Linked DNA regions of Homo sapiens: all the other regions are linked to region 1. The links are chromatin loops, found by intact Hi-C in ENCODE. Cell type or tissue: heart right ventricle. All regions are shown on one strand. Region 1 overlaps TCF12 (transcription factor 12). Region 2 overlaps LOC105370832 (a long non-coding RNA gene). Region 3 has its middle 65 kb from the start of LINC03065. Region 4 overlaps TCF12 (transcription factor 12). Region 5 has its middle 54 kb from the start of LINC03065. Region 6 overlaps TCF12 (transcription factor 12).

The links. A loop is a pair of places that touch in the nucleus more often than their neighbours do. Peaks named below come from ENCODE experiments on the same cell type or tissue, not always from the same donor. Only the 100,000 strongest peaks of a DNase experiment are listed, where the experiment ranks them.
Region 2: a loop joins it to region 1, with 5 times the contacts of the local background. A loop is called at or near these places in 42 of 110 quality-filtered maps.
Region 3: a loop joins it to region 1, with 5 times the contacts of the local background. A loop is called at or near these places in 41 of 110 quality-filtered maps.
Region 4: a loop joins it to region 1, with 2.0 times the contacts of the local background. A loop is called at or near these places in 9 of 110 quality-filtered maps.
Region 5: a loop joins it to region 1, with 2.1 times the contacts of the local background. A loop is called at or near these places in 41 of 110 quality-filtered maps.
Region 6: a loop joins it to region 1, with 10 times the contacts of the local background. A loop is called at or near these places in 73 of 110 quality-filtered maps.

The regions. Positions count from the first base shown.
Region 1 is chr15:57,211,634-57,216,633 of GRCh38, forward strand. All of the region lies in intron 8 of TCF12 (transcription factor 12), which reads left to right. Among named protein-coding and RNA genes, the nearest start is that of SNORD13D, 65 kb to the right of the region's middle. In heart right ventricle, a CTCF peak has its summit at 2,372 (motif pointing left); no DNase peak of the experiment used is centred here; H3K27ac peaks cover 1,947 bases.
Region 2 is chr15:56,494,314-56,499,313 of GRCh38, forward strand. LOC105370832 (a long non-coding RNA gene) reads right to left here. Exons shown (of 4, transcript XR_007064652.1): 2 at 2,600-2,760; 3 at 1,370-1,478. Among named protein-coding and RNA genes, the nearest start is that of MNS1, 32 kb to the left of the region's middle. In heart right ventricle, a CTCF peak has its summit at 2,398 (motif pointing right); no DNase peak of the experiment used is centred here.
Region 3 is chr15:56,819,564-56,824,563 of GRCh38, forward strand. No RefSeq gene overlaps it. Among named protein-coding and RNA genes, the nearest start is that of LINC03065, 65 kb to the right of the region's middle. RefSeq lists an enhancer at 4,604-4,773. In heart right ventricle, a CTCF peak has its summit at 2,330 (motif pointing right); DNase peaks (open chromatin) are centred at 2,348 and 4,861.
Region 4 is chr15:57,015,100-57,020,099 of GRCh38, forward strand. The region is part of intron 3 of TCF12 (transcription factor 12); the gene reads left to right. Among named protein-coding and RNA genes, the nearest start is that of TCF12, 99 kb to the left of the region's middle. In heart right ventricle, a CTCF peak has its summit at 2,098; a DNase peak (open chromatin) is centred at 4,517; H3K27ac peaks cover 998 bases.
Region 5 is chr15:56,830,131-56,835,130 of GRCh38, forward strand. No RefSeq gene overlaps it. Among named protein-coding and RNA genes, the nearest start is that of LINC03065, 54 kb to the right of the region's middle. In heart right ventricle, no CTCF peak of the experiment used is centred here; a DNase peak (open chromatin) is centred at 2,251; H3K27ac peaks cover 1,019 bases.
Region 6 is chr15:57,143,648-57,148,647 of GRCh38, forward strand. All of the region lies in intron 5 of TCF12 (transcription factor 12), which reads left to right. Among named protein-coding and RNA genes, the nearest start is that of SNORD13D, 130 kb to the right of the region's middle. In heart right ventricle, a CTCF peak has its summit at 2,936 (motif pointing right); no DNase peak of the experiment used is centred here; H3K4me3 peaks cover 1,013 bases; H3K27ac peaks cover 2,192 bases.

The sequences.
Region 1 (5,000 bases):
ATGCCTCTTGCAGGTATGATTATAAAAATACAATTTAAGGCTGGGCATGGTGGCCCATGCCTGTAATCTCAGCACTTTGGGAAGTCGAGGCTGGCAGATCGCTTGAGGCCAGGAGTTCAAGACCAGCCTGGCCAACATGGCGAAACCCTGTCTCTACTAAAAATACAAAACTTAGCAGGGTGTGGTAGCACACGCCTGTAATCCCAGCTACTCTGGAGGCTTAGGCATGAGAATGGCTTGAGCCCGGGAGGTGGAGGTTGCAGTGAGCCAAGATTGCACCAGTGCACTCCAGCCTGGGCAACAAAGCAGGACTTTGAGACATACACACACACGCACACACACACACCACACACACACACACACACACACACACACTTTAAGATTGGTGTGGACACCTGGTATCATCTATGCCAGTGGATCACAGCTTGAATCTTGAATCTTGAATACAACAAGATTCAAAATACATCAGAAAAACCTAACAAATTCTGTGGATTCTATACTTTACCAAAATAAAATGGTAATTAAACATCAGGTTTCTTTCACTGGAATTATTTCAACTCAGTATGGCAATGCTTCATTTACCTTTTAATCTGAAGTTCTGAACTGCAGTTACATGGCTTTGAGTTTTCTTTTTTGCTTTTGTTCATTTGTTGTTGTTGTTGTTTTTCTAGAGACGGTCTCTCTCTGTCACCCTCGCTAGAGTACAGTGGCACAATCATAGCTCACTGCAGGCATGAACTCCTGGGCTGAAGCGATCCTCCCACCTCAGTCTCCTAGGTAGCTGGGATTACAGGTGCACACCACCCAGTGAATTTTTTAACTTTTTGTAGAGACAGGTCTTGCCATGTTGCCCAGGCTGGTCTCAAACTCCTGGGTTCAAGGGATCTTCCCACCTTGGCCTCCCAAAGTGGTAGTATTACAGGCATGAGCCACCATACCCTGCCTTGATTTTTCCTTTTAAGAGAGAAAAATATTTATCATAATGGAATTTTAAAAAAAGAGTCTGAGAGACAAAAATCTTTCAAAATAGGAATTCAGAGTTTTGGGGTGGAGTGCATAATAAAATGTTTTATTAGTGGTGAAATGGCTAGGAAGTCTTTGGCCTAGTTTAATGGTTTAATGCCTGCATTTTACAGAAATGGAAAATTAGGCTCAGGGAGAGTCAACGACCTACCCTAAGCTCTCTTGCCTCCTGAGAGGCAGAGCTGAAACCTGGATCCCTGTCTCCTGACTCCCAGTTTAGTGCTCTTTCGCGTTACATGATATAACTCCACAGTTTTCTGGGACCTGAGTAGCCCATCTTATATTACATAGAATACTAATGAATGATAGGGAGAATACTTCTGCCCTACTGCATACACATGTGCTACTGCTACATAGAACAAGTAGCTTAACAAATTTCTTCCAAGTTTTATATCTGTTTCCCAGTGTCTGTTTAGGGACACTTGTCATTGTTAGGAATAGTGAAGCATAACCAAATACTGGTCAAGCACTGCTTGTTTTGCGTTGTTCTTTGTTGAAAATGTATGACTGACACCATTTCCCATCTTTTTCCCTGTTGATGTCACTCTTCTTAGATGTCTTTTCAAAGTGAAGTATTTTTTGGCTTTTGTTAAGAATGGTCACCAGAATTTACTAATAAGAAACCATTCTTAAAAGATACGTCTTTTCATAAATTCAAGATCTGTATGATTTCTTCCAGTGAATATAGCAAAAATTAGCTTTGCTTTTTTACTTTATTGTCACAAATGTGAGGGAGGATGTTTTGGTAGACTCAACATTTATTTAGAGGCAAGAAGTATTAAAAAATTACTACCACTAGCAAGAATTTTTACTGAAACAAAAATATAGATTGGGGACCAAAAAATAACTTAATGTATAAGTTACTTACAGCTTTGGATTGCAGATTTTTGAAATGGTTCTGGGCTAAGATGCAGATGTTAACTTCTGGTCTTTTAAAAAATGAATTTAAAATAGAATAGAATATCTTGGTGCTGTTCCATTTCTCATAAATTGAAAGGATCTGATGTCTTCCAGTTCAGAAGAAAAAAAAATCGCACAGGCCAAAAGAAGAAACAAAAAAACGGGTGGCACTTTCTTTAAGAGACAGCTAATTTGACCCAAGACATCATGTTCACAAAAATTATTTAGCTTTACAGATGATTTTGAATGATAGCTTTGTTTGCCTACAGTTTTGTTTTGTTGTTAGATTGCCTAACGAGTCAATAGCGCAAAGCCTTGTGTCAGTCTTGAAAGCTCTTCAGAAGTGCTGGTTTCTTAAGGAATTTAAAAACCTGAGGGTCATCCTCATTGTTTTTTTTAATGTGTGCATACACACACCTTTAGGCAGTCCTTTGATTATGGAGCCATCTGCAGGAAAATTATCAAGTTGCAACATAGTTAATGATTCTCTTACTGTGTTACTTCAAGTGGTAAATGAGAAGTGACAAACTGCAATTCACGTAGGGAAGGAAAGGGGAAAGAAAGGGACAGCCAAGAGATGCAGGGGCAGGGGGACCCCCCCTCTTTAATTTTTCAAAGAAAACTGCTTTGTCGTTGTGAGTTTGTGATCAAAAGAAACGTGCAATTTGCTTCAGATTTTACATATTCTCAGTAATTATATAGTTCTGTCTCATTTGAAGGGTTATCTAATGATTGCCTTTTAGAAGCTTTGTATGATCTGTCAGTTCTGTTCATGTTGATGTCGGAGGGATACAATTTATTCACCTCAGAAAGAGATTTATTTGCTTTCTTCTCCAGGAGGTATGGCTGTTTTTACATATCCTCATTATAGTCGTATGGTTGTCAAAAGGAAATTAATTGTTCTTTTGCCTTAAAAATGCAGTTTACAGAGGTGATTGTTTCCATTGGCTATATAGGTAGGTGTTTTCTGTTTTGTTAATCATTAAGCATTTCTAAAACTCAATTTAGACTTGAGATATTTGTAAAGAAACAGTATGACATCTGATATCCTGTATCTGAGACAGACGCTATTTTATGAATTTTAGCATGTGTCTTTACATTGTGTTGAGAAGTGTATATTTATATGTGTTGATATCCAAATAAGTTATTTACCAGTACTCAGACTAATCTTTAATATCCACTGGTTATTGGTTTGGTTAAGATTTTGGTAATCACAATTGAGGCTTAATTGGAACAGTTTTTTTCATGGAGTGCCACTTGAGTAAAGATCACAAAAATCAAGTCTTTGATTTTTAAGATTTTCATACAGTGGAAAGATAGTAATTAGAAGGCTTTTTACTGATAGACTGGGTTATCAGCAAGATGGGAGTGATTGTTGAATTAAAAGATGCACTATTGATTTTAGATCAATAACACTATTAACTTTAAATAATATGCATTGAATGCTAGTGGATTGGTTTGAAAATGATGCATTATTTCACTGGAGTTTTATATTCTTGATTTCTTTCTTGCAGAAGTAAATTTTCTAAAATGTGAGGATATTAGAAAAACCAGAATAACAACTTTCTGAACATATTTACAAAGTAGCATATACTACCAGAGAAGTCTGCAATATAATGTTCAGATATAAAACCTGGAATTTTGATGTCTGACTTAATTAGCAAGGCTAACTAAAATACTGCACATTTGAGAGACAGCATTCACTCACATGTCATCTCTTTACAAGGTAGATGAGGAAGAAGAGGCATTGGGGAAGGTTCTTTTGCTTTGAATTTGTTCAGTTGCAGATTCTCTCACTATCCTCTTAAATCTATCCTCACCCCTACCTCCCTTGCAGCCAATAATTTATTACTTACCGAGTTCATCCTTTAGGAAAATATAGTGTTCATTCGTGGAGTTATTCATGTGTCAGCTTTTAAGTTTGGCTTCATTTATTACTCTGAAAGTCTGTTTTCCAAGATTTGATTCACTTAGAAATAATGTTGAAACTTTTCGTGAGGAATATTATGAGTGGGTTTTAGGTTTACTTTTCCAGCCAGATCTTCTGGCTTTTGGGACAGTGGAATGTTGCCTGTTTGTTTTAGAAGAATATACAGTAAGATTAACCACTAACTGGCCTATGTTAACTAATTCAAGATACATAATTCACTTCAATTAAAAATTTTCTTTCCAAAACTATTTAGAATTTTGTGTTACCTTTAGAAACATTCTTGCTTACGGATCATTTAAAAATAGCTATAACTGTTGTAGTGATCCAAATATCAGGATAAAAATGAGCTAATAAAGTAGATAAAAATACTGCGTGGATAACTCTAAGAAATTTTATATAGCTCTCCAAGGAAGATCTGTTTCCCAATCAACAGAAAAGTAAGATGGAAGAGGGAAATTTTGCCTGGAAGCCTGGAATTTAAACTGAAGTTTCCAGAGAGCTCTTACTTGGTAGACTTTTTGAAAACATCTTTTCCTATATCGTCAGTAAAGAAGTAACTTGTTTAGGCAAAGCACGTTATGGCTTTTTCTTGCCTAGTTTAGGTCTGTGCTTAATGACTACTGGAATAGCAGCAAACATAACATCCTGATAACATTTGGGAGGAAAAGCCATATTTGAAAATTGGTGAAATGCAATAATCTTTAAACCAGGAATCATCAGTTTGCTAATAAAAGGTATATGGCTCCAAGTTACGTATTTTGTCAGGGTCCTCTGGCATTTTCACTAGTCATTTTGCTAGTGTGTACAATGATTCCTATCTTGCTGTAAAACTTGGTGATTTTTTTATATTGTTGAACTAGGTGACATGAATATTGAGTCAGATCACATAATCTTAGAGTAACACATAAGTGATTATGTAGCGTTGTGGGTGGAAACAATTCTGGATAAAAAGTGCATGACAGTTCAGAACTACTGTGCAGGCAGCCTGTCTGAAATCAGGTTTAAAAATTGGCCCTGTCTCCAGCTGACTCGTTTTGTCAGACTGAGTCATAGGATTAACCCTTGACATGTTCCTTTAAAAAAAAAAAAAAAAAAAGCAAAGATTAAACAACTGCATTTACTAAAGCAGCACTTGATCCATCTATAT
Region 2 (5,000 bases), 720 kb before region 1:
TTCTGATTTCAAAGAAATGAAAGACACAATTGTGATCTCATTGTGGTAACACAACATAGAAGGAACAATTAGACTATGAGACTAATATAATAAATTGCTTAATTGTACCACATTGTAAGAGGAGATCAGAAGAGGGAGAGCTGCATGTGGTCCAGGGAGGGAAGGGAGAGCTAAAAGGGAGAGTAGTTGGTTACACTAAGCTTTGAAGATGGGTAGGATGTGCACAGGATGGCAGCCCTACTGATGTTGCAGCCCTTGCCCTTGATGCCCTGCCCTGGGCCTGGAGCCTGCAGTGACCCATCTCCTAGAGCTGTCCTGGTTTTCTTGTTGTTGGTTATGCCTCCCAAGCAGAAATTGCAGTAGTTATTGAGAAGGGACAACCATCAGGACACTTCTTGGATTTTTGTTTCTCATAAACTGAGAAAACTGGGCTGGGCTGGCTGAGAGTCCTCCGTGACTACACCCTCCTTCTCAGCTAAGTAGGAACAAGTTTCATTACAATGCTTTCCACTTGTCAAACACAGACCTTCCTTGCCCTGATCAACTGGGATGAAAGCTCCCCACTTCTTATGGGGCCACCCACAATCTGAGGCTTTACCCTTGCCATGACACTTGGGGTATCTTGTTCAGAGTTCCCATCATCCAGCTGTTGGAAAAGTAATTCCAGTACTCAGCTGGTGGTCATAGAAACTTAACTGTCCTCAGTTCAGGGATATAAGATTCCTTTAAGCCCTTCTACCTGAGAGATTAGACTTTCATTCCCCAGAGTCTGGTCGAGGTCTGGTTTAATAGGTAAGACAGAAAGCCATGGATCCTCAGAGGTAAGTTTGTGCTTTATCTGTCAACATGAGACATGGTGAACAGTGCTGCCTGGAAACCAGTCTCAGGCCCCGGTTTTGCCCTTTCATCCAGATAAAGCAATTGCTCTGGAATAACATGATCTGCGAGTCCAACAAACAGGCACACCCTACACTCAGCACACAGGCTGGCATTGTTAATATGGCATGCTTTATGGCTTCCCAAGAGAGCTTTGCTATGTTTCCTACCATGGCCACCATTTTCCCTCCCCATATAAGTCTTTACATCTTCAGTGCCTAGCCCAGAACTGGCATGCAAAGACATTCTATAAATGATGCTGAATCCTGAGGGAGACACTTGGCAGATGAATGACACTAGCTAATACAGCGTTTAAAGGCATGGTGTGACACAAAGATAAACATAAATATCCTCTATTTCTTTCACAACAGTAACTTTGAAACCCCATCTTTTGGAAAAGCATTGTCTCCACTATGATGCACACGTCAATGATTCTGCTTATCAAATTCTGTTGAGCCAGCATGGAAGGAACAACTCTCTGTAGTCTATTTACCTTAAGGAGCTCAGTCACATGTCCAGCTCGCAGCCTGTTTATCAGGATGAAGGATGCTCTCTGGAGAGAGCAGACAGCAGGACAGGCCGGGCTCAGATGACAGTCTGCCCTGTGGAGATTGACTTTAATGAAGCACAGAATAAACAGGAAGATTAAGAGGGTGCAAAAATCAGTGACAAGTTCTAAGTTCACCTCTCTGTTGGAAATGAAATGTTCTCTGTACACCTGAGAGCTGTCTCTGGGCTATAGATGAGGGCATCTGTTTGGTTGCCAATGATTCCATGCTATCCAAATCAGCCTCTATGTGAGCGCAAAAAAGTTTTCTCTTAATTTACAGACGTACTTCTATGCATTTTATTTAAATCTACCCACAAGGAAATTTTATTTAGAATGAGTAAAAATATTGGATTTATTAAAGGGTTTGAGAAAATATTTAATAGGCTAAGATGTTACCCTGACAAGCAGAGATTAAATGTTTTTAATATTGATCTTTTATAAAGTCCTTCCACATTCCTTTGTGCTGAGAAATCACGCTTTCTCAGCCATTCGTGACATAAAGGTGTAGTCAGTCCTGTAGGGATGGCTCACCTTATAAAAGAACTAAGTTCCTGGATTTAAATAAAAACAAAAACTAGTTTTCTTCACAACACAATGCTACTTGTTTAGGAACTTAATGTCATTTAGACATTTCATTGTACATTGTTTCAGTTCCTTATTTCAAATATGATTTTCAATAAATATTTAAAAATCTAAGTTACAAAATAACCAGAGGGAATAGTCCAGAATTCACACCCATCTTTTGGAGATGACAGTTTTGTTTAGAGGATCCAAATGGAAATATTTTCTCATGTCATCATTGTATGTTTTTCAAAAACATAGATATTACTAAAGGTGATAGCAAAGTATTCATTTTATATATATAGCATATTCCTTATTATTTAATCAAACTGTGAGAACAATTCATGTGTATGTGTGGGTGTAAACATATTGAATGCTTATCGAGCATCATGTAATCCTGCTGATAGTATTGTAGCATTTGTACCAGTAGATGGCACTCTGATTCAAATTGATATTCTAAGCTCCCTGTTGTCCAGCAGTATCGTTTCTTCGGTGGTAAATGGTAAGCACAGTGTACTAATCTGCCGGCATGTACCCAAGTGAAAATGTGTCGTAACACAAAAGTAACTCAAAACAAGATTTGCAGACTATTTTAGGAAAGCTGACATGTACCTGGGTAGAGTGCACAGTCATAATACAGTAATCAGAATGCCTGGATCCAGAAGGGATTCGTTGAGAACTTCTCTACTGAAGGGGCTCGTTAAGTAGACTTCATGGAATGGAATGGAAGGAACATGTGGCAGCGAGAAGCAGATATTCTAGGTAGACGTTGCCTTTAGGAAGGTAACCAGAGAAGTAGTTATGAGGAATGTGATATAGTTTGGGTCTACCTTGAGGAAGTCCTCTGAGACAGGCTTAAAGTCAATATTTAAACTTCATACCATGAGGAGAAAGTGGAGAGGGGGCAAGAGAAACACAAGCTAAGCAAAAAATAAGCAAACAAGACATGGTCAGCCAAAGTTATGCCTGGCATCCAATTTTCACTTTTGATTATTTATCATAGTAAATAAAACTCAAATCAGCCAACTGAGCCGCCATTTTTAATTTGGGGTTGTAAATAAGTGTAAGTTGTTACATTTATATTTTACATTATGTAATTCTGGAGATAATTCAACATATCTTAGTCAAATGGAAACACTGAGTTTTCCACCTAAATGTAGAACTCTGAACCACATGTCTCCGGCACTTCAAAAAGCCATCCACTAGTCTTTAATTTTTCGTTACCTTAATAAGTAATTTCCTAACCTTCTGGCTGTTTCGTCTGCAAATTCTGTGTATTGTTCATTTATTTTGCTTAAACTTACAATAACCGAGAGGTCACAGGGAAAGAAATGTATGTGTGATTAGGATTTCATTTGCAATTATTTTTAGAGCATTTGAGGCAATGGAGGAGTCTTAATTGGTATTATACTTTCTAATGCAAATTCTAAGTTAAAGCAGGAAAGAGATGTTTTAAATAATTCAGCAGCAACTGTACCAAATGAAGAATTAGTTAAATCTCTTTAAGGTCTCAAGTACATAGTAAACCATTAATGAAAACTACGTTGTTTAATCTACAGAAAGTGTTTTCCGTTTGCCATATGTTACCAGGACTATCACTAAAATAGTAATTTACTGTGAGGATGAGGCTTTAAAATGCTGTGCTGAGGCCCTGGGTTCTGGAACCACTGGCTAGGTCAGCACTTTGTGGTTTTAAGCAGCGATGTGCCTTGGGTAAGAACAAGAGAATGAGGTTCATTAATTCTTGAAATGCCTTAAACACAGACATTCTGTACTTTTTTGTTGTTGTTTTCTTTTTTGGAAGGGTGAAAACATCCTTAAATAGGTTTAGTACAGAGATTGGTTAGTTCTCCTCAAGAATAATAACATCTCCCTTTGAATTTCCATGACTGTTCATTGGAACAGGGCTTTGAAATTTGCTGAAGCCAGGGCTTTTATGTGGCCCCCATTCTGACCAACAGAACCAGTCTACAGATGACTAGGTGAAGTTAAGCGTGGAGTGTGGTAGAAAAGCACAGAAGAAATGGAGCTGCCATGGTGCGGATCAAACCCATGACCGAAGTCGTGTGGGCCACTGCTCTTGAGCACAGCCAGTCACTCTGAGTTTGTCACTGCTGCTGCCATTGTATTGCAGGTTTGCTGGCCCTGGTATTTTAAGATAGTTGGTCACATTCCTTAACTATGAAAATACATGTCCTGTTCAGGTAAGTTCATATGACTAGAGGGAGGTGCAGGGTTGTATTAAGTGGGGTGAATGGTAAAAGATTAATCTAGAATAATAGGAAAGAGGGTCACATTATGGAAAATGTTGGACACCCAGGACTTGGGTCTCATAGAAACAGGTCTGAGGCTGAGAACTTAAACACATTCTGACTTAGTCCCAGTAGTTTATTACACATTTGCCAAAGGAGTTGTAACTTAAAATTTTATTTCCAACCATAACCCACAAAAAGAATCGCATAGCCCCTAAAATATTCATGTTATTGCTGCTGCATGTTCATGCTAGAATTTGAGGTTTGCCTTCAGCTACACCTTAGCACAAAAGAAATCATACTAAAAATAATTGCCATAAAGGCATCAACTTGCTCATTTGCTCTCTTTCACTGTAAGACAATAAACAAATTAAATGATATCTCATTTGCCTTTATACATTTGCATATTTAAATGTTTGGAAACTTCCCTGCTAAGGAAATTGGGCCTCATCAGACAGACTAGTAGTGGGTGAATACCTAAAAATTTCAAATGTATTAATTCTTTCTGATTATTATTAGAAATTTTCATCGACTGTTAGACTATATCAATGGCATATTGTTGAATAAATGAAGCAGATTAACACAGCAGTATGCCATTGTGAAAAAAAAGTGATATACATGTTATATATTTATTTTCCAAATACACATAATGTGGTAATACACCCACACATAAAAACCAGTATGTCAGCTTTGGGAGACCGAGGTGGGAGGGTTACTTGAGGCCAGGAGTTTAAGATCAGCCTGGACAACATAGTGAGATC
Region 3 (5,000 bases), 390 kb before region 1:
TGAGGCTCATTGGAGCTGAAGAGGTAGAGATTCAGGGGAAGCATTCTACGGAGAAGCTGAATTTAAAACCATTTGGGCAGTACCAAAGAACCATCTTTTCTAAAAGGTTGGGTAGAGACAGAGTATCCATCCAAATATGAGGACAAACTGGGAAAATCCATTGTGAGCAAGCAAGTTTAAAACACAGCACAGAGGGAGAAGGTAAAAAAAATATTTAAGGTAGGTTTCTTAATTTTTTTATAGGATGCCAGCAGCCTTAGCCTGATGTGGGAGGAGGCTCTAATCAGGTCTGGCTCTTCTTCCACATTCCACTCCACTGGGTGGTGTTTTTCACTGGGTGACTACAAAGTCTTAACATGTTTAGGTGGGTTCTTAGTTGAGGTGGGAGCGTTTCATGTGTTTGCTTCTCTAGCAGACATCCTTTCTCAAGGACAGGTACCAGATCTGGCAGTGGCACTTCTGAGAATCCAGAACCTTTTGCAAGACACGTGGGCTCTTCTAACTCAGTTGTCAGGGTAAATTACTTGGCTCTGTGTCTAGGGCAGAGTCTCAGTGAACTGAGCTAGCATGAGCTGGCTGAAACAGACCTCATCTCTGCTTTTACTAAGAAAATAGAAACAACCACAAGACAACTGTAACATTTCCCACCAGCATTCTCATTAAGTTTTGCCTTTCCTTCCTTGATGATGGAAAAACTGTCCTAGACTCTTAGTCCTCCTAGACCTTGTGACTTAAGCCCTGGATTCCCCATCACCTACTCAAAGGCTTTGCTCTTTTCATCAATCACTGTCTCCACCATCTCTACATCTCCACTCTCTGTTTGATCATTCCCATAGCAGATACACATGCTATAATATCTCCTGTCTTTAAAAAACCTGTCTTCTCTAGAATTACACCCTCCTCCAACTACTCCCTCCTGCTTCTCAGGCCTCCTTACATCATCATTTCTAAAGCAAGTTGTCAATACTCAGTGTCTCTCCACTTCCTCATTTCATGGTCTCTTTTCAGTCTTCTCCAATCATGTTTGCTTCCCTATGATTGCACTGAAGCCATTCTTCTCAGGATCACCAGTGAGCTCTACATGTCTTAAATCCTCTGAACAATTTCCCAGCCCTTCTCTTACTTGACCTCTCAGTGGATTTTATTTCACTTGGTGAACCACCTGGAATCTGAGTCAACGCACTGTCTCGGTTTTCCTCCTGTGTCCCTGGATTGGCCTCTTCTGAGTCTGCTGGCTCCTTCCTCTTATTCCTCATTTTTTAATTTCTTTAAACATCTTCTGTTCTTTAAATACACTCGTTCACTTTATAGGAGATCTTATCCAGTCCCATGGCTTTAATTTCTGTCTCTCTGTCAATAACTCCCAGATCTATATTCTCTAGCCCTGACATTTCCCCTGAGCTCCAGACTTAACATATTCTGCCACCTACTTGACATTTCCATTAGATGTCTAATAAGCATTTCAAATTGAACATTTTCAAAATAGAACTTGGTCTTATCTCCCAAACCTGTTTTTCTTACAGTTTTATACACTGCAGCTCCTGGCTTTACCATTCATCCAGCAGCTCAGGATATAGACTTGAGGCTCATTCTTGACCACTCTATTCCTCTTACACTCACATATCATAAAAACCCAATTGTGTGGGCCCCTGCCAGACCTGACTACCTCTATTAGTGATGGCCAGGACGGGCTATCTTCAAAATTCCCAGCAGATGATTTCCAGGATTAGTGCTGTAGTCTTCCCTCGTGTGTCTATGGCTCCCAGGATTGGGTATGAAATGGTAAACCCAAAGTGCTTGAGGAAGGTGACTCTGGTGCAAACTGAGTTCCCGCATCTAATTTAGCCACTCCAACTCTATGACAAGTGATTCTTAATCCCAAGGAAGAGGAGCAATTATACTCTTTCAAAAGCCGGTTTCCTAGAGAAGGAAACCCAGAGGTGGAGACTTCAGGGCTGGGTCTTCCAAGCACTAGATATTGCTCATCTCAGTGGATGGAGACATTCACGTGGACTGGGCTGGGTCAGGTAGGTCAGGGGAAGGCAGGAATACCTTAAGTAAGGCTTGTTAGGAGACTGCATCTGCATCTGAGAACCAAGAAAAGCCTCCATCCCTTTTGAGCATGTCAATTATTACAACAGACTATGAAAAGAAATGTGTAGGGAATTGTCTAATGAATTCCAGGAATTGATAAATATATTTGATAAATCATGTGGGCTCTTCCTCTGGGACTACAAACACTTGAAGCATAATGCAGATGTCTCGACTGGACAGAATAGAGCCCAGTAATTCTTCCATTCTCTTGGACATGTACTTTTCAGGGTTGGCCTGCAGGTGGTGGTGTAGCCCACAGAGGACTTGAGGACCTGTCTGGACAAAGGACTCACAGGATGTTAGATTTAGATTCGTATATTAGGATTTTGTCCAAGTAGCTCATGCCTCCTTGATCCTGCATGAGAAGATGACTAGGGCCTGCACAGCCAAAATGACACCATAATCTGCCAGATCCCCCCTCTCCCATTGATGTCAAAGCTCTTGGACCAGTAAGCTGGGTTATCTACAACCTCTTCCCTGTCCAGGCAGAGGATAAGAGAAAAACTCCCTCCCAGATACACTCAAAATGTACTTCCCACGTGAGGTTGCTAGTGCCTTTGAAGAGAGGGCATCTGTGGGTTAAGTGGCCAATTCATCATGGTGCTGGTGTTGTTGCTCCCAGACTCAGTACATGAAGTTAGCATCCTCCCTTTCCCCACACATTCTCCACCCCTGCCAAAGCCTTGGAAATAGAATTGCTGTCCATCACTGGCTTGGCAGGAAGCCACACATATTTGTAGTGGGGTCACAAATTCATTCACTCTGTACTCAGATGTGCGAGGAAAATATAGCTTCTGTATTTCTCCATAACTCATCTACTCATCCACAGGGAATTGGGAAAAAAGGACCCTAAATTTATCCCCTTCAGTTAAACTTAGTTCAGCTCAATAATTCAGATGCCTTCTTTATGTAAATTATCTTTAGTTTCTTTAGGTAAAATACGGTCTTTACATTTTCTCTCCATCTCTTTGTTGTCCTCCAAGTTAGTGACTCTGTCTCTGTTTAGTGGGGTCTGTAAGAATTTAGATGACCCACGCAGCAGAGATATTATCTGAATCCTCACTAACCAAAGGTGAAGTGGCTAGATTTTCTGTTTACTGGACTGGTGACCACTGAAGGTTGATTTTTCTGGTTTGGCTTTTTGAGGTAAAGTAATTTCCTCTGGAATCTGTGTTTCTGGCCATCTCAAAGTTTCTACTCAGGTACCTCTTTGTTTTAACCAGAGCCCTTTGGCGTACCTCTGTGCTCTCAAAACCTCTGTCTCATCAGAACACACGGGACTTGCTAGATCACCTGTACAACATCCCGGCCATGTAAGCCCAGGAGTGATGGCTCAAGCTCATCTATCAACCCACCTACTATACCACCTCCTCACCATCACTCCTTGCCAAGACTCTGGCCTCTGGCCTTCTCACTTCTTGTCTTCCTCATTTCTTCCATAATCCCTTGGAACTGGAAGGGGCAGTCTTTGGGCAACTCATTCACCCATGTACTATCTCCCTTCCAGGGTAGAGCAACGCATATCATGACCTAGCTTTCATAGGTGGTAAGGTTATCTTCTTTTTTCTTAAGAAAAAAACACTATGAGTTGAGGGCCCCATCTTAGTTCATGGTATGCCTTAAATCTGAATTTAAAAATCCTTTCTGGACAAAGCCTAAGTCTTGCTATAGATCAGTACGAACAATAATCAAAGCACAAAGGTCAGAAATTACTTTGTTGTTTTAGAGTTATGCTGTGCAATATGGTAACAGCTCCATGTGTCTATGTAACTTTAATTTTTAAATAATTAAGGTTTTTAAATTCAGGTCCTCAGTCATACTAGCTACAATACAAGTTTTCAGAAGCCACATGGGGATAGTGGCCACTATGTTGGACATCAAATATATAAAACATTAGCAGCATCACAGAAAGTTACATCGGACAGCTATTCTAGAGGCTGTCTACCCTTTTCCCTTTTCTGAGGCACTAAAACGCTTTTTCTTTTTGGTGACGGAGTCTCACTCTGTTGTTCTGGATGGGGTGCAGTGGTGCAATCTCAGCTCTCTGCAACATCCACCTCCCAGGTTCAAGCAGTTCTCCTGCCTCAGCCTCCCAAGTAGCTGGGATTACAGGTGCCCGCCACCAAGCCCAGTTAATTTTTGTATTTTTAATAAAGATGTGGTTTCACCATGCTTGCCAGGCTGATCTTGAACTCCTGACCTCAAGACCCACGTTGACCTCCCAAAGTGCTGGAATTACAGGCTTGAGCCACCGCTCCTGGCCTAAAATGCTTTTTAGATGGGTGGGAGCTTCCCAGAGAAAAAACAATTACTTATAATGGCCGCTGCTCTGCACTCCCAAGACGCGGGTTAGTCGATAAACCCCACCCACTTCCCCAAGTGCCGGTGGTATTCTTCTCTGTTTCTCCTAAGGAGAGGCTACATAATTTATGGAGCCCAGTAAAAAGCAAAACTTTATTCACAAATTATTTTAAGTTTCAAGCTATCAACACCAGAGCATGAATCCAAGTACAAGGTCTGAGGGCGGGTCCCAGTGTGACTGCATAGGGCTCGCACCTAGGAAGCTGGCCTTCTTTGAAGAGAATTGCACCCAACAGAGATGTCAAGGCAGCACTGTGGGCTCACTGGGGAATTTACTTATGAGCAGCAATGCCAGAGCCCACAGCTGCACTAGTGCTGACCAGGCTCAGATGTTAACTCTGACAGCTGCCCAGGGAATGCCTGTGGCTAGATGGAGCCACCCAGCCAAAAAGAAGTGACAGGAAATAAGGGCCCCAACATGTTGTATTGGAAAGCCCATTGCTGGAAGCTCTGGACATGTCAGCTGCTTCCAGCTGGGCATGTTTCTATCATAGCCAGGGTTGTGTCCAGCCAGGAAGGCTGAGACCTGTCAAGTCCATCATTTT
Region 4 (5,000 bases), 200 kb before region 1:
CCAACATGGCGAAACCCTGTCTCTACAAAAAATAAAAAATTAGCCGGGTATGGTGGTACATACTTGTAATTCTGGCTACTCAGGAGGCTGAGGTGGGAGGATCACCTGAGCCCTGGAGGCAGAGGTTGCAGTGAGCCAAGATTGTGCCACTGCACTCCAGCCTGGGCGATAGAGCCAGACCTTGTCTTAAGTGAAAAACCAAAACCAAAATTCAGATGCTTTAAATTTAACATAGTGCTAAGTCTCCCACCCGTTTCCAGATGGCTCAGCCCATGTTTTGGTTTTCATTCCCCATAACCAATGATGGCCCCAGCACTCTAACCTTCCATGCAAAATAGCTGTCAATATCTTCAGATGTCTTGCCCACCCCCATTTTTGTAGCCATTGCTCAGTTATTCCATAAAGTGGCTGAATGCCACCTTGCTGTTGTGTGGACAAACAGGAGAGGTTTGGCTGGCTGAGGTTTGGCTGAGTTTAGAAGTAGGGCAAAATCTCAGGCCCTTCATGGTTGACACTGAGATTATGGGTGCTGTCTCTGGAGTGTCCATTTGTGGGCTACATAGCCCCATGTCATGTTTCTTAGACAGTTTCTCCAAAAAAACAAGGACTTAGAGACTCAGTTATTTGAACTAAAATAAGAATGCTAAGCCACACTATTCTGATGGAAGACCTTGTTTGAAGTACTGTGGGCTTGTGCCCTGACTGATTTATATCTTACTTGTGGAGTTCCAACCATTGTAAACAACACTTCTTTCCAGGGCGATCTCATGACTTCTTGGTCCCTTAGTTCTTATATAGAAGCCAGACATTAATTTGCCCCCTTACCAGAAACATAATGACTTGTATTGTAAGAGTGATTTTAAGAGACCTTTAGGTATTTAAGGAAACATCATATAGTTCTCATATGATTGCTGAGATTTCTCCAAAATCAGGCTAACCTAGATTACTTGGGGGAATTTCCTGGAGGGGCTGACTCATTCATTATTTACGTGTACCCTGCAGGTAGTTTATCTCTAGGATGGAGTCATCCGGTTAGGATAGGTATTATGAAATCAGTCCCTGACTTCAGCTGAAATGATTAGTGTTAGGATTTTATCTCTAAAAGGTATTCAGGTCAGCATCAAGTCACTAGCCAGAATTGTTATGTATGATAGAATTGCCTGGGACTTCTTCATGGGCCAGACAGATTACAAGGTAGATTCTGTGTAATTGCCAATGCATCTTCCTATACCTGGATTAATGCTTTAGTTTAAGTGGAAAGGTCAACACAGAAACATGAGGAGGAAGCCAGTTGAATTTCTAAGGTAGACTTTGATGGTTTATGGGATTTGTTTAGCTGATTTTGTCCAAGACCCTAGAGGACCTAGTGGAAGTCAGTACTGTAGATTGACCTCACCTTGCTGCTCAGAGTTCCTGTTTGTAGTAGCCTTAATTACATAATTCATAAGGCAAATTAAATACATTTGGTCCTCCCTTTGTTGGTCAGATTAATCAGCTTGGTTGATAGAATGGCATACTTATAGAAAAATTGACTGGGAGCCTAAGACAATGTAGAAGCAAAGGGTACATATTGTTAGAAGGTGATTTTCCTTGGGCCTCTTGCATTTCCATGTTTTACAAGCAGAAGCACTGACTGCCTTTGTTTTGGACTGTCCTTTCAAGGATGCTTGTATACTAAACAGCCATGGAAAGTAGACATAGTTTCTCCCTCTGGAACAAAGGGCAGGTATGTTTACTGTGTATATGGAGAGAGAATTTATCTCTCCAGAGCAAAAGTCAGCCATACTTACTGTGCATTATAGATCTGGGCTTCCTAAACTCAGGCTTCCTTTCCTGTAAACGCACTGGGCATGCAGACATCCATTTGGGCTCATCCGTGTTGCTGTCATGACAGTGGGGATAAGGGAACTGATGCAAATATGCTGATATATTCTTGCTGGGATGTGACTAATAAAGTCATTTGTCTCTGATCTGAGTCTCCTGTCTTCTACCTTCATCCTTGAAAGGGTGGCAGGCTACCTTGTTAGTTTACAAGTAGGGCAAAATCTCAGGCCCTTGACACAGTTGACACTGAGATTATGGGTGCTCTCTCTAGAGTGTCCATTTGAGGGCCTCGTAGCCCCATGTAATAAAAGATCCATTTGAGAAGTAAATAAAAATTTCAAAGGCATATACCCTTCAGCCTAGCAATGCCATTTAAATGTATATGCCCTCTAGCTGACTTAAGGAGAGTCACAAGTTATCGCCCTTGAGACAAATCTGGCTCACTGCTTATTTCTTGTAAATGAAGATTTGTTGTAACATAGCCGCACCAATATTTATTGGTATTGCCTATCATTGCTTTTGCACTACAAGGCACAATTGGGTAGTTGCAACAGAACCATATGGGCAAAGCCAAAAATAATTCTTAACTGTTCCTTTAAGAAAAAGTTTGCAGGGCCCTGCTTTAGCATGCTAGCCCAACATTGTTTACTTTAAATATATGTGCAAAAGTAGGTATACAAAGTAGGTATATCAAAATAGGCATACAAAGATGTTCAGTGCAGAATTATTGGTAATATTTTTTAAAACCCACCAGTTAAACTGTAAGCAACCTCAGGAGATGTGAGAAGGTCTAATTTTCTTTCTTTTTTTTTTTTTTTTTGCCTGAACATTGCCTCATTCTTTAGATTTTAAAAAGTCATACCTTGCAATGAATTCCTGGTGACTCTGGTATGTGGCCTTACATACTTGTTCTTTAAATATACATGTATATTTCTTCTTCTTCACCCAGTTTTAGAAAAGAAGGGATTGTCACATAATATAATCTGGGAAAGAAGGCAAGGGACACCAGATTATTTTGGTAAACCTCCATGTATCACAAACTCCAGGGAGTGTAAGAATCACCCAGTGAGGGTTGAGGTGTTACTGTTGAATTTTACATTTTAGTAGAAGGATCTTGGAAAGCCAGTCAAAAAGTAATTTAGGACACTAAAGTGTCGACCTAAAAGGAAGAAGCTGAGGCAAAATTAATGTAAGTAGAGAGCGTATTGGGGCCAAGCTTGAGGATTGCAACCTGGGAGCATAGATTCAAGTTGCTCTGAATATACACATTGATTAGCAGCAGTTACAGGTGAATTTTTAGAGGCAAAACAGGTGGACTGATACAAAGTTGTTAGGAATTTTTGTTAGTTTACAGAAATAACATTGATTAGTGATTGGCTATACATTGTTAAGCTATGTGTGTGGCATTAGGTTAATTTATAGCTACTTGTTGCAATAGCAAGCAGTTTCAACAGATGACTGCATAGCTCAAGAGGCAGGAAGTAGGATGTAATTGCTGTCTCATTTTAATGCCTCTCTGGGCCGGATTTATTTATTTATTTTTATTTTTATTTTTTTGAGATGGGGCCTAGCTCTATCGCCCAGGCTGGAGTGCAGTGGCAAGATCTCGGCTCACCGCAACATGTGCTTCTCGGGGTCAAGCCAGCCTCTCACCTCAGTCTCCTGAGTAGCTGGGACTACATGCACGTGCCAGCATGCCCATCTTGTATTTTTTGCCATGTTGCCCAGGCTGGTCTTGAACTCCTGAGCTCAAGCACTCCACCTGCCTTGGCCTCCCAAAGGGCTAGGATTACAGGCATGAGCCACTGTGCCCTAGCCGGGGCCTGATAATTTGAAAGGGCTCATATTCCTCAGATAAAAGTTCTTTTCTCAAAGTAAAACAAAAACAAAAGAGAGAGATTGAAACAATAATAACAAAAGTTATTGCTTTGGATGTTGATGAGCCACGCTAACTACTGGTTCTTTTTAGAGTAAGGAAGACCCTCTGATTCTGTGCTGAGATGTGTTGATAAAAATCTAGAATGGGGTGAAAGGCCTGGACTGACTAAGGCTTACGAGACAATTAAATTGACTTTAAATTGAATAAATCTGGTAAGAAAGTCAAGCCAAACTGTTTTTGGAATTTGGTAGCTGTTAAGAATGAGAGGAGTTGATACCTTGGTAGAAAAGAGTTTTTAGGAATCAACCTAACAAGAAAGTAGGCAAAGTTCTAATACTTTGGTAGCCAGCACTGGCTAAAGTGCAACTTGTTAGCAGACAATATTGAAGGTATTTCAGAAGTATTTTACTCGTTGCCTTTTACTATCAATGTAGTGACCATGTGTTTTGAACAGATTAGTATTATTTAATTCCTTTGGTTAGACATAGGAATTAAACTTCTTTTATTCTCAAAGTCTCACATACTTGTAATCTCCTGATGGGCTCTTCTTACCCACTGCACAGATAAACCCAATTCACTGAGACAGTGTTATTGCAGTAAAGAAAGAGTTTAATGCAGGGCTGGCCAAACAGAAGGACAAGAGTTTATTATTACTCAAATCAGCCTCCCTGGGAACTCAGAGGGAGGCTAAGGTTTTTAATGGGTAATATGGTGGCCAGGAGGATAGGGAATTATCCTGTTGCTGATTGGTTGAGGATGAAATTATAGGGGTACGGAAAAACGGTCTTCATGTGCTGAGTCCACCCACCTCTGGGTGGAGGCCACAGGACCGGTTTGAGTCATGAGTCACGGGTCCCAGTGGAGTCAGTCTGTTGTCAGAATGAAAAATTTTGAAAAACATCTCAAAAGACCAGCCTTAGGTTCTCAATAGTGATGTTATCTATAGGAGCAATTGGGGATGTCACAAATCTTGTGACCTCTGGCCACATGACTCCCTAGAAGCAAAAGACTATAGAAACTATGCCTACATTTTATTAGAATTCATGCCCCTCCTGTAATTCTAACCTTGTGACCTTTCATTAATTTTCATTCCCTGAGCAAGGAGGGGGATTAGTTTTAGGGGGGGACTGTTATCATCCTTGCTTCCAAGTTAAACTATAAACTGCATTTCTCCCATGGTTAACTTGGCCTATATCCAGGAATGAGTTAGAACAGCCATCCTGTGAGGCTAGAAGCAAGGTGGGGTCAGCCATACTAGACTTCTCTCTCACTGTCATAATCTTTGCAAAGGCGATTT
Region 5 (5,000 bases), 380 kb before region 1:
AAACTAAACAGCCAAAAAACATAAAAGATACTCAACTTCAGTAATAAATGCAAATTAAAACCACAATGAAGTACTATTTCACATCCATCAGAAGGGCAAAATTTAGAAGTCTGAGAAGCCCAAGTGTTGGTAAGGATGTGGAAGAAAAAGAAAAAAAGAACTTGTAAATATGGCTGGTGTGAATGTGTATTGTAGAAAATCACATTGGAGGACAATGTTGCAATATCAAACAAAGTTGATGAGCACATGCTAACCTATGACCTAGCAATTCTGCCTGTGGGTATGTATCCTAAAAAATTCTCACGCATATGCCCAAGGAGAAATGAAATACATTGTTTTTTGTAGCACCGTTTTTAATAGCAAAACATTGGAACCAACCTAAATGTTCAAAAATATAATTGTGGACAGGGCTCAGTGGCTCATACCTTTATCCCAGCACCTTGGGAGACCAATGTGGGCAGGCGGACCTCTTGAGCCCCAGAGTTCAAGACTGGCCTGGGCAACATGGTAAAACTTTGCCTCCACAAAAAATACAAAAATTAGCCCGGCATGGTGGCTCATGCCTGTAGTCTCAGCTACTCAGAAGGCTGAGGTGGGAGGATTACCTGAGCCTGGGGAGATTGAGGCTGCAGGGACCTGAGATCACAACACTGCACTGCAGCCTGGGTGACAGAATGAGACCTTGTCTCCAAAAAAAAAAAAAAAAAGAAAGAAAAAGGGAAAAAAAAGAATGGTGGATCAATAAATGGTGCCAAAGTCACACAATGAAATATCAACTATGTATGTGCAAAATATGTAAGAACCAGGAAGGAAGGATACATGCTAATTTCAGGATAGTGATTATCTCTGGGCAGAGAGCAATGGAATTGGGCAGTGGGTGCTATGGTTAAAATGTATCTGTAATGTTAAAACAAACAAGCAAAAAACTCTAAAGTCAGGCAAGATGTCAACATTGGTTAAATCTATGAAAAACAATAAGCCTGGATCATACTGCAGACTAATAAGAAATGATTTCCAGAACTACTTCAGAAGAGTGTGGGGTGTGGACTACCATGTGTGTAATGCTGAAGAAGAGGATGAGCTTGTTTGTGCAGACTTCCTAATGACACAAAATAAATTGGCAACAGTGATGGCCTCTGAGGGAGAGGGACACAGGAGACTGGCATAAGCAGAGGAAAAAGACCTTTACATCCTTTTTCTATTATTTGCCTGTTTTATCACTTGCATATATTTTCTCAATAGTAAAAAAATTAAAGCAAAAATATATTTTTAATAAAAATGATTCCTACCGCAACAATGCACTTAAAGCCAAAATTACAATTTTGAGGGACATTTTGCATGAAGTATAAGTGTACCCTTATGCTTGCCACCTTCCCAAATGACTGATTTTTCTACAGCGTTCCTGATAATAAGTTCCTTATGATCAGTCACACAGAAACATACACCCTGCCTGCTACATATGCTTTAACTGTGCATCTATTTATATGGGATGACAGATACTTTCCCTAATAAATCTTGCCATTTTCCCTGGTAAGGAACTGTGTGCTGACTAAATGGTTGCTGACACATGGGAGTTATTCCCATAATTTCCTCACACAGTAAGACAAATCAATGCAATGCAGAGCTCTGTTACAGACACTAACAGATTTGGAGCATGTCAGAAAGTGGGGGGGTATATAATGAATCCATGTTTCTAGACTTTCCTACCAGAGACAGCTTGAGGCAATCTGACAGCAAAGGCAGGATCTGAAGTCCTAAACTCAGACATTTTATCTCCGTGAGCTAATTTACAACCAAGAGAGCCACAATACTGTCAGATCTAGAACTCAACTACTTTAAACAGCGACCTTTTGTCTTATATTTTGCATTGATTTTTTTGAAGTGTTATGTTGTTTGAAAGCTAATTACCTTCCTAGAGGATTAATTTCAAACCTTTTCAAACCTAGAACCGCTTTAGGGAACAAAACAACTGACTCTCACTGCTTTCTTGTTATCCCAAGCTGGACTCCAAGGGCCCCAGGCCCCACTTGGTGTAAGGTATAGAATTCTGCTTTATACCAGTTTACAGGTATCAAGGAGGCAGGAGAGAGACTCAGGGTAGTGAGGGGAAAGAAGATCAGAGTCATCTCTTTTTCATGTCTTTCATTTCACAACTTCTTCCTTCCCATGCCTGCTGGTGCGCTCCCTCGCCTTGTTCCAGAGCCAAAAGACAGGTCAACTTCACTGCTTTTTATCCAAGTTGGCAGAGGTTGTGGCAGCGGGGTGGTAACTCTGCCCGATGTTCCCAAGCTGCAGCTGGGACATGTCCAACAGCAAAGTCACTCAGTAAACAGTTCTCTGTTTCTCTTTTCCTCGAGTTGGCTGGAATATCTCTAAGCCCTAGTACCACCCACTCTTTAATTCAAGACAAGCCCACAGACCAGAAACTTCACAGATCACTCTGTCTTAAAACAGTCTTTTGCTGGGTACAAAATACCATGTATAAAATTATTGATATGCTACAATTATTTCCATTCCAATCCCTATAGATTATCCTTTTTGACGGTTTAGTTTTTCTATTTTTATTAATATCCCTTGTACATCATTCAGTTCAATATTCAAAAACCTCCTTAGATGTTTATTTTGTGCCTAGCTTTGTGGTGATGTGGGGGAGATAAGCAAATACTGCACTTAACAGTTACTTATTTTAAGATGTTTACAAACTAATTGGAGAGAGAAAAGCCAATATGAAGCAAGTGATAACTAAAGAAAAACTGTCTTTAAACCCTAAAAGTGGGAGGAAATAGCAAAGACATGCAGAGGTCAGGAAAACTTTAAGAAAGATGTTGGCTGGGGCTGGGATTTGAAGGAGTGGAGGTTGAGGAGGGCTTTCCAGATCTCACAAGATGGTTAAGCTTCAGAGGCTGATCTCAGCAGAACATACTGTGGGACTGTCAGAGACCAGTTTAATAAAGCAACTCTGACACCAGAAAACTGGTAAACAAGCAAGCAAAAAAAACCAGGAACAGGTCGGGTGCGGTAGCTCACACCTGTAATCCAAGTACTTTGGGAGGCTGAGGCAGGCGGATTACGAGGTCAGGAGTTCGAGACCAGACTGGCCGATATGGTGAAACCCCGTCTCTACTAAAAAAAACATACAAATTAGCTGGGCGTGGTGGCATGTGCCTGTAGTCCCAGCTACTCAGGAGGCTGAGACAGGAGAATCACTTGAACCCGGGAGGCAGAGGTTGCAGTGAGCCAAAATCGCGCCACTGCACTCCAGCCTGAGTGACAGAGCAAGACTCCATCTCAAAAAAAACAGAAAGAAAAAGAAGAACAAGGGTAGATTAATAAGTTGGCTAAGAATTCATTATCCTTCCATATGTTGAGTACTAGAGATCAAAGGGAACTCATGAATCATGTCATGCACCTTCATGCCTTCATTTCACAGATGAGAACACCGAGGATAAGCGACTCAAAACAATTTCACCATAGCAGGTCACAAATTAGTGCCAGAGTGGAAATTCAACTCCAGGGCTTCCAACGCCCATGCATCACACTCCACTTCAAAACCCCACACTGTTATGCTTCACTGATGGAAGGCCCTTTGGAACAGTGATATACTAATAGTAACAAAATAATAAATTCCAAAGTAGAGGTATTATAGAAGGGATAAGGCTTATTTTGTGTACAGATATTTCTAAGTTTTTCTTTTCTTAAATTGCACTAGCTATTATATCAGGTTTCACCTCCTCTGCTTTTGACGAAGTCTTCCATGGCCCTGCCTAGCCTTTCTGACCTTATTTCCCAACACTCCCTATTCTACAGGCTCCACTCAAGCCAGATGTGTCCATTCATAGTCCCCAGCTTTTGCTAGGCTCGTGCCCATCTCTGGGGTGTTGCTCCTGTTTTCCCCTTTTCAACTTTCAATTGATATAAAACCCAAGGCTCAGTGAGGACCTTTGGCTACCTCAAGTCTTCTCTGGACTCCTATTTAATTTAACTCATTTTAATAAAATTTTATGGAGGACCTGCTGTGTGTCAGGCACTCTACAAGGCACTCAGGACTCCCAAATAAGTCAGGCATGGGTGCCACCCTCAAGGTACAGAGGCTAGAAGGGGAATGCAAACATGAAAAAATATCATTACCACCCAGAATCATAAAAATAGGTACAGGAAATATAGAGACATTCTGGTCTAGTAGATGGAAAGGGAGAAGATCTCATGGAGAGAGTGAGGTCTGAGATCAGTTAGTAGATGAGTGGAACTTCATCAGGGACTAAGTTGGGGGAAAGGGAAGGAAAGGGTTATTCCAGGAAGAAAAGACTGGATGTGGAAACGCACAGCATTTATCAACTTTGGTTTGGCTACCAGGTTCTGTACCAAACTAGGTTTGAGTTTGGTACTAGGATTTGGTTTGCCTTCAAAACAGTAGGTACCTAGAAGAGCTGGTGGGGAAAAGACAAGAGAGGTGGTCAGGACTGAACTGCGGCCTGTAGATGATAAAGAGCCAAAGACATCTGAAGAGGGACAATTTAAATCAAATGTTTGGGTGGTTTGTTCACAGGAATATGGGCCCGACCTTATATTCAAGAAATCAATGAAGCTATAGAAAGGACAGTTCTGGAGACAGATCCTGAAGAATGGGTAAAATTTCAACAGACTGAAATGGAGGGGAAGTCATTACATTATTAGTGGAGACAGCAAAGCAACTGTTTATTTGTTACCTGATTGTTCTGGGTACACTAATTTTTACTCCTGAGACATATTACCTAAATTCTTCAAGGACAGGAATCATTTTTCCAACTGCTTTTTAATAGTTCCAAGTAGCTAACACAGTTCTGGATACACAGTGGGTGTTTAGTCAGTTCCTAATAACTGCTTGGGGTGTGGCCAAAAAAAGGAAGAAAGAAAGAAGAAAAACCCTCATAATATTTGTTCATGACAGAAGCTCATTTTTATTCTTAAATCTGTTGCTAAGAATAAAAATTTTTAAGTTTTTATAAATCCAAAATTTCATA
Region 6 (5,000 bases), 68 kb before region 1:
AAGAGAAAGGCAGACAGAGGTTTATTCACATGTGCATTGCCTATACACATGAGTGTACCCAGAGACGAGTTACTCAAAAGACTGTTTAAAATTTGGAGTTTGTATACCTAACTTGGTAGAAGAAAGAGAGGGAAAAGTCAGGGCACTTATGGTAAGCAAATGACTTTTTGTAAAAATAAATGGGTCTTTAGGATAATAGATTGGAGATAGGCTACTTTGTGACAGTGTCTCTCTGGGTGTGGTGCTTACTTCTGTCTCCAGTAAGAGAGATTAGAGTTGCTCCTGGGGAGGGTTTTTTTGACAATTGAGTTCTTTTAGGAGGCTCTGCTTTTAGGCAGATAAGGATTTCAGAAACTGAAATGCCTTCAGCACAAAATAATTCTTATGCCAAAGTGTAATATTTTAGGATAGCATATCCTGATCCACCTTCACATGCACTGGGAAACTTCTATTAGTTTTTGAACAGTGGAGTGTAATGAAGATGATGTTCTTGTATGGATAGATGGGAGCAAAGAGAAACTAGAGGCAGGGGTATCAGTTGGGAGCCAAATGCTTATGTGTTCATCCACAGGAATCTAAACTGAGATGGTGATTGTTATGGGCAGAAAGAAAGGGATAGATACGAGGCACATTCTAAGGATTATCTTTTGGAATTTGTTCACTCTTAAAATGAAAGTGACAGAAAGAGAAATAGATGATGCGTAGTACAAATAAGTTCACATTCTGGACCAGAACAGGGCGTATTCCTGAACTTACTTGAAAATAATTTGATGACATCTTACTGTTTAATGTAAATGCTTTTAATGTAAACAAGTAGCATTTAATTACATAAATTACTTAGAGTTCTTACACTTTATAGGCTTTCTTTTCTTATACTTGTGTTCCTAAACTTGTGACCGTTTTGTACTGATGATTGGGTAAGTCAAATCATCAAATGACGTAACTTCGTTTGTTTTTCCCTCTCTTTTTGAGACAGCTTCTCACTCTGTAATCCAGGCTGGAGTGTGGTGGCACGAGCTCAGCTCACTGCAACCTCCGCCTCCTGAGCCCAAGTGATCCTCCCACCTCAGTCTCCCAAGTAGCTGGGACTACAGTCACACATCATCATGCCCAGCTAACTTTTTTGAATTTTTTTGTAGAGATAGGGTTTTGCCATGTTGCCTAGGGTGGTCTTAAACTCCTGAGCACTAGAGATCCACCTGCCTCAACCTCCCAAAGTGCTGGGATTACAAGCATGAGCTGCCATACCTGGCAGACCTAACTTCTTTGTGCACATGTTATATGGGTTACTTCACATGCATGAATTCTTTTAAAGATTTTAGCTTATCTGTAAGGAATATACTATATACTATGAGCATTTAAAAATACTTTTCCTGTATCAAATACAATGTTTATTGTAGAAAATCAAAATATGGATGAGCCAAAAGAAAATAAGAACATCCCTTATTTAAGAACATTTAAACATCTTAATAAGAACATTTCCATATGCCCAGGGCTACTGTGCTGCTTTAGTCTTCTGCTCTAAAGTTATTCTGCAGGGTATTCTGTCCATAGCTAATATTGGGAGAAAGGCAATCTAATTAAGCTTATTTACATTAATGAGTATTGGTAATGTGTTACAGTACAGAGAACCTAGGATTTGGAATCAGAACCTGAATCTTAGCAGTGTGCTCAGCCTTCACTACATTTATGACCTTTGGTAATTTAGTTGACCTCAATGATTCTCATTTATAAATGATTTCTCATTTATAAAATGGGAATAATAAAACTTGATTATCAGGGGATTGGTGAGTGTGAAATAAGATAGAAAATGCACAGTAAATGTAGTTTGAAATATGTAAAAAAAAAATGTGTACTAGGGATCATTGATAATGAGTGATGGACTTCTAATTCTTACATTATTTGCTTTTTGAAGTTTCTTGGTCACCCATATTGACCACAGATTGATAGAATCTTAGCTGTTCATTTAAAAAATATATTTTAGAGAATGAAAAAGGGAAAAAGAGTTGGTGTAGGAGTCACTTTGGTAAGCACGCTGACATAGCCTCAGTTTATATACTCAGGGATGCCTTCCTAGAGCTGTTCCTGATTCTCTCTTTCTTTGAATCCACCTGATCTCTAAAAGCTAACTCTATGCCCAAAGGTCAGTCAGCCTCTCCTTATGCTACTCTGCTCCTGCTGCGTGATAGTTGAGGGTAGGAAGGCTTTTGAGTTTAGAGCAGCGTTTCTGAAGCTTTATTGCTTATAAGAATCATCCAAGGATCTTGCTATAAAATGCAAGTTCTAGTTCAGATCATCTGGTATGGTACCCGAGATTCTGAATTTTTACAAACTTCATGGCCTTGCCTCTGATCTGAATATTACACTTTGAGTGGAGTTAAAAAACATGAATGATGTTTTTTATGTGACTTTTTATTTCTAAAGCTATTTGTAACTTAGGGTATTACTCATATTGTTATTACATATACCCTTTAAGATTTCATGTTAATTTCTTCTATTTAATACAGTCTTGTTCTCTGTGTAAAGCCTCAAACTCATTAGTTGCCCCAGGGTAATAATGAGGGTAACCAGTACTAGCATAAAGTGGTTACACAGGAGAACCAATACCAAAGGAAAATGTAACTGATAGTAGCAAGGTTTTTCTTTCATTCTTAAAACTTTGTCAACATCTCTCACTAATAGTAAATTAAATGTGAAATTTAAAATGAAATTACTAGATATACAAATTTGTTACATTTTCACCATGTTACAGAGTATTCATGTAAAAATCACTTATATTTAATAGCCAGTGTATTCATATTGTTTTAAATTAGGATTTTGTCTTAGGAGAGTTATCAAGTTCTATTTATTTCTGTGATACAAAAAATATTCAAATTTATATTATAGAACTCTAAGGAAATGAATACCGGATTTAGTCAAGGCAGAAATACCAAGACACAAGGGGGCACTGTCTTACCATAATCTGACTGATTTTAATTTAGCTTTTTGTTTGCTGTGAATGTCTTTCGTTTCCAAAATTCTGTCTTCTTTGTAGTTAATCATGAAAGCTTAAATATTATACATTCCTCTAAAGCTGTAATACTTAAATCAACTGAGCTTTCAGATTTCACAAATCAAATGTGCTCTTAGCAACATTTGGGAACCTTTCATTGTATTTGGCGTGAAATTGGGAAGAGTGGATGATAATTAGAGATGGTGTAACACACTGTTAGTGTTTAGGTCTGCGGTGGGGAAAATCACTGTAAAAATAATTCAGTTGATTTGGAGAAATATAGTGCCTCTGTTAGGCAGAAATGAGTTGGGATAAAGATTGAACTGTTATAAGCTGCAGCTGCATTTGCCATAAAATACCAAGTTGGTGCTGATGAATGTTTTGTTTTTATTGTCATGGAAACTTGGAGCTGGAGAATGGATATTCTATTCATTTGGGAAAATAGCAGTGCCTTGCATAAAACATAAGGGCCTTCCAAAGCAGTTCCTTAAATAGATATTGGCTGAATATAATCCAAAAAGTTGAGGAAGTAAAAGTGAAATAAATGCAATCATTTCTGGATCACTTCTTCCATTCTCAGTACTAACAATGTAACTATATATTCAGTTATTAAGCTTATTACTTCTAGAAAGTTTAATTCCAGTAAGCATGGTATTTGTTTAACATCAGTGTAATAGTTATCTAACCCTTTAGAGCTATCTTTATATTTATTTCCTTAGTTGTAAGATATCTTTTGGGAACTCTAAACCTATATCCTATTAAACAACTACTTCTGATCCCCAAATAGTTTGTTTTTTAAATTAATCCTGCTTATCTGCTATAATCTTTCATTGAAATATTTTAAAGCATTTTATACTTTTTTTAAAGCTTTACCCAAAATAAACTCTTACCATAAAAGCACTAAGTGAGATCTTTGCATGTTCTAGGGAAAAAAAACAGAAAGTATAAAATAAAAAACCTATAAAGGTGCAGTTAAATCCTTGTGCATATTTTATAAAATTATGAATGGAAAGAGACAGTCACAGGAACAGAAAATGCAAAGGAGTTTTGGGTTCAGTTATCACATATGTGATAATAGCAAAATACAAATATGGAAAATGATAGTAAAATGTAGATAAAGTGACAATACAAATTAAAGCAGAGTTCCTAAACTTTATAATAGGAAAAGGGGAAATTGTGAGTTATAATGGTTTTACCAAAGGTTACTGGCCAAGTTTCATTATCTCTGCAAGGGAAACTAGACTTTTTTTTTTTTTTTTTAAACAAAGTCTTGCTCTTCTGCCCAGGCTGGAGTGCAGTGGTGTGGTCATAGCTCATTTCAGCCTCCAAATCCTGGACTCAACAATCCTCTCACCTCAGCCTTCGAATAGCTGGGAGTACAGGTGCACGTCACCATGCCCTGCTAATTTTTTTTTATTATTATTTGTAGAGACACGATCGCACTATGTTGCCCAGGCTGGTGTCAAACTCCTGGGCTCAAGCCATCCTCCCACCTTGGCCTTCCAAAGTGCTGGGATTACAGGTGTGAGCCACTTTACCAGGTCGATTTTTGTTAACAGTATAATAAAAAGAAAGAAAGAAAGAAAGGCTAGAGTGGGGTTATTTTAGATAGTTTAGTCAGAGAACCCTTCTCTGAGGAAATAATATTTGAATAAATGCAAATGCACCTGTAGTCCCAGCTGTTTGAAGGCTGAACCCAGGGTTTGGAGGCTGGAATGAGCTATGATCACACCACTGCACTCCAGCCTGGGCAGCAGAGGAAGACTTTGTTTAAAAAAAAAAAAAAATTGTCTAGTTTCCCTCACAGACTTAATGCTGTGACAAAAGAACAATTCATACAGAGGGGCTAACAAGCCAAACCAGCAGCCTTCAGTGGGAGGGAACTTGGAAAGTTGGAATGTTCAAGGAAAATGACAAAATACAAGTTTACAAAAATTGTTTTTTCAAAAAATGCTCAAATGGCCAGGCACAGTGGCTCATGCCTGTATTCCCAACACTTGGGAGGCTG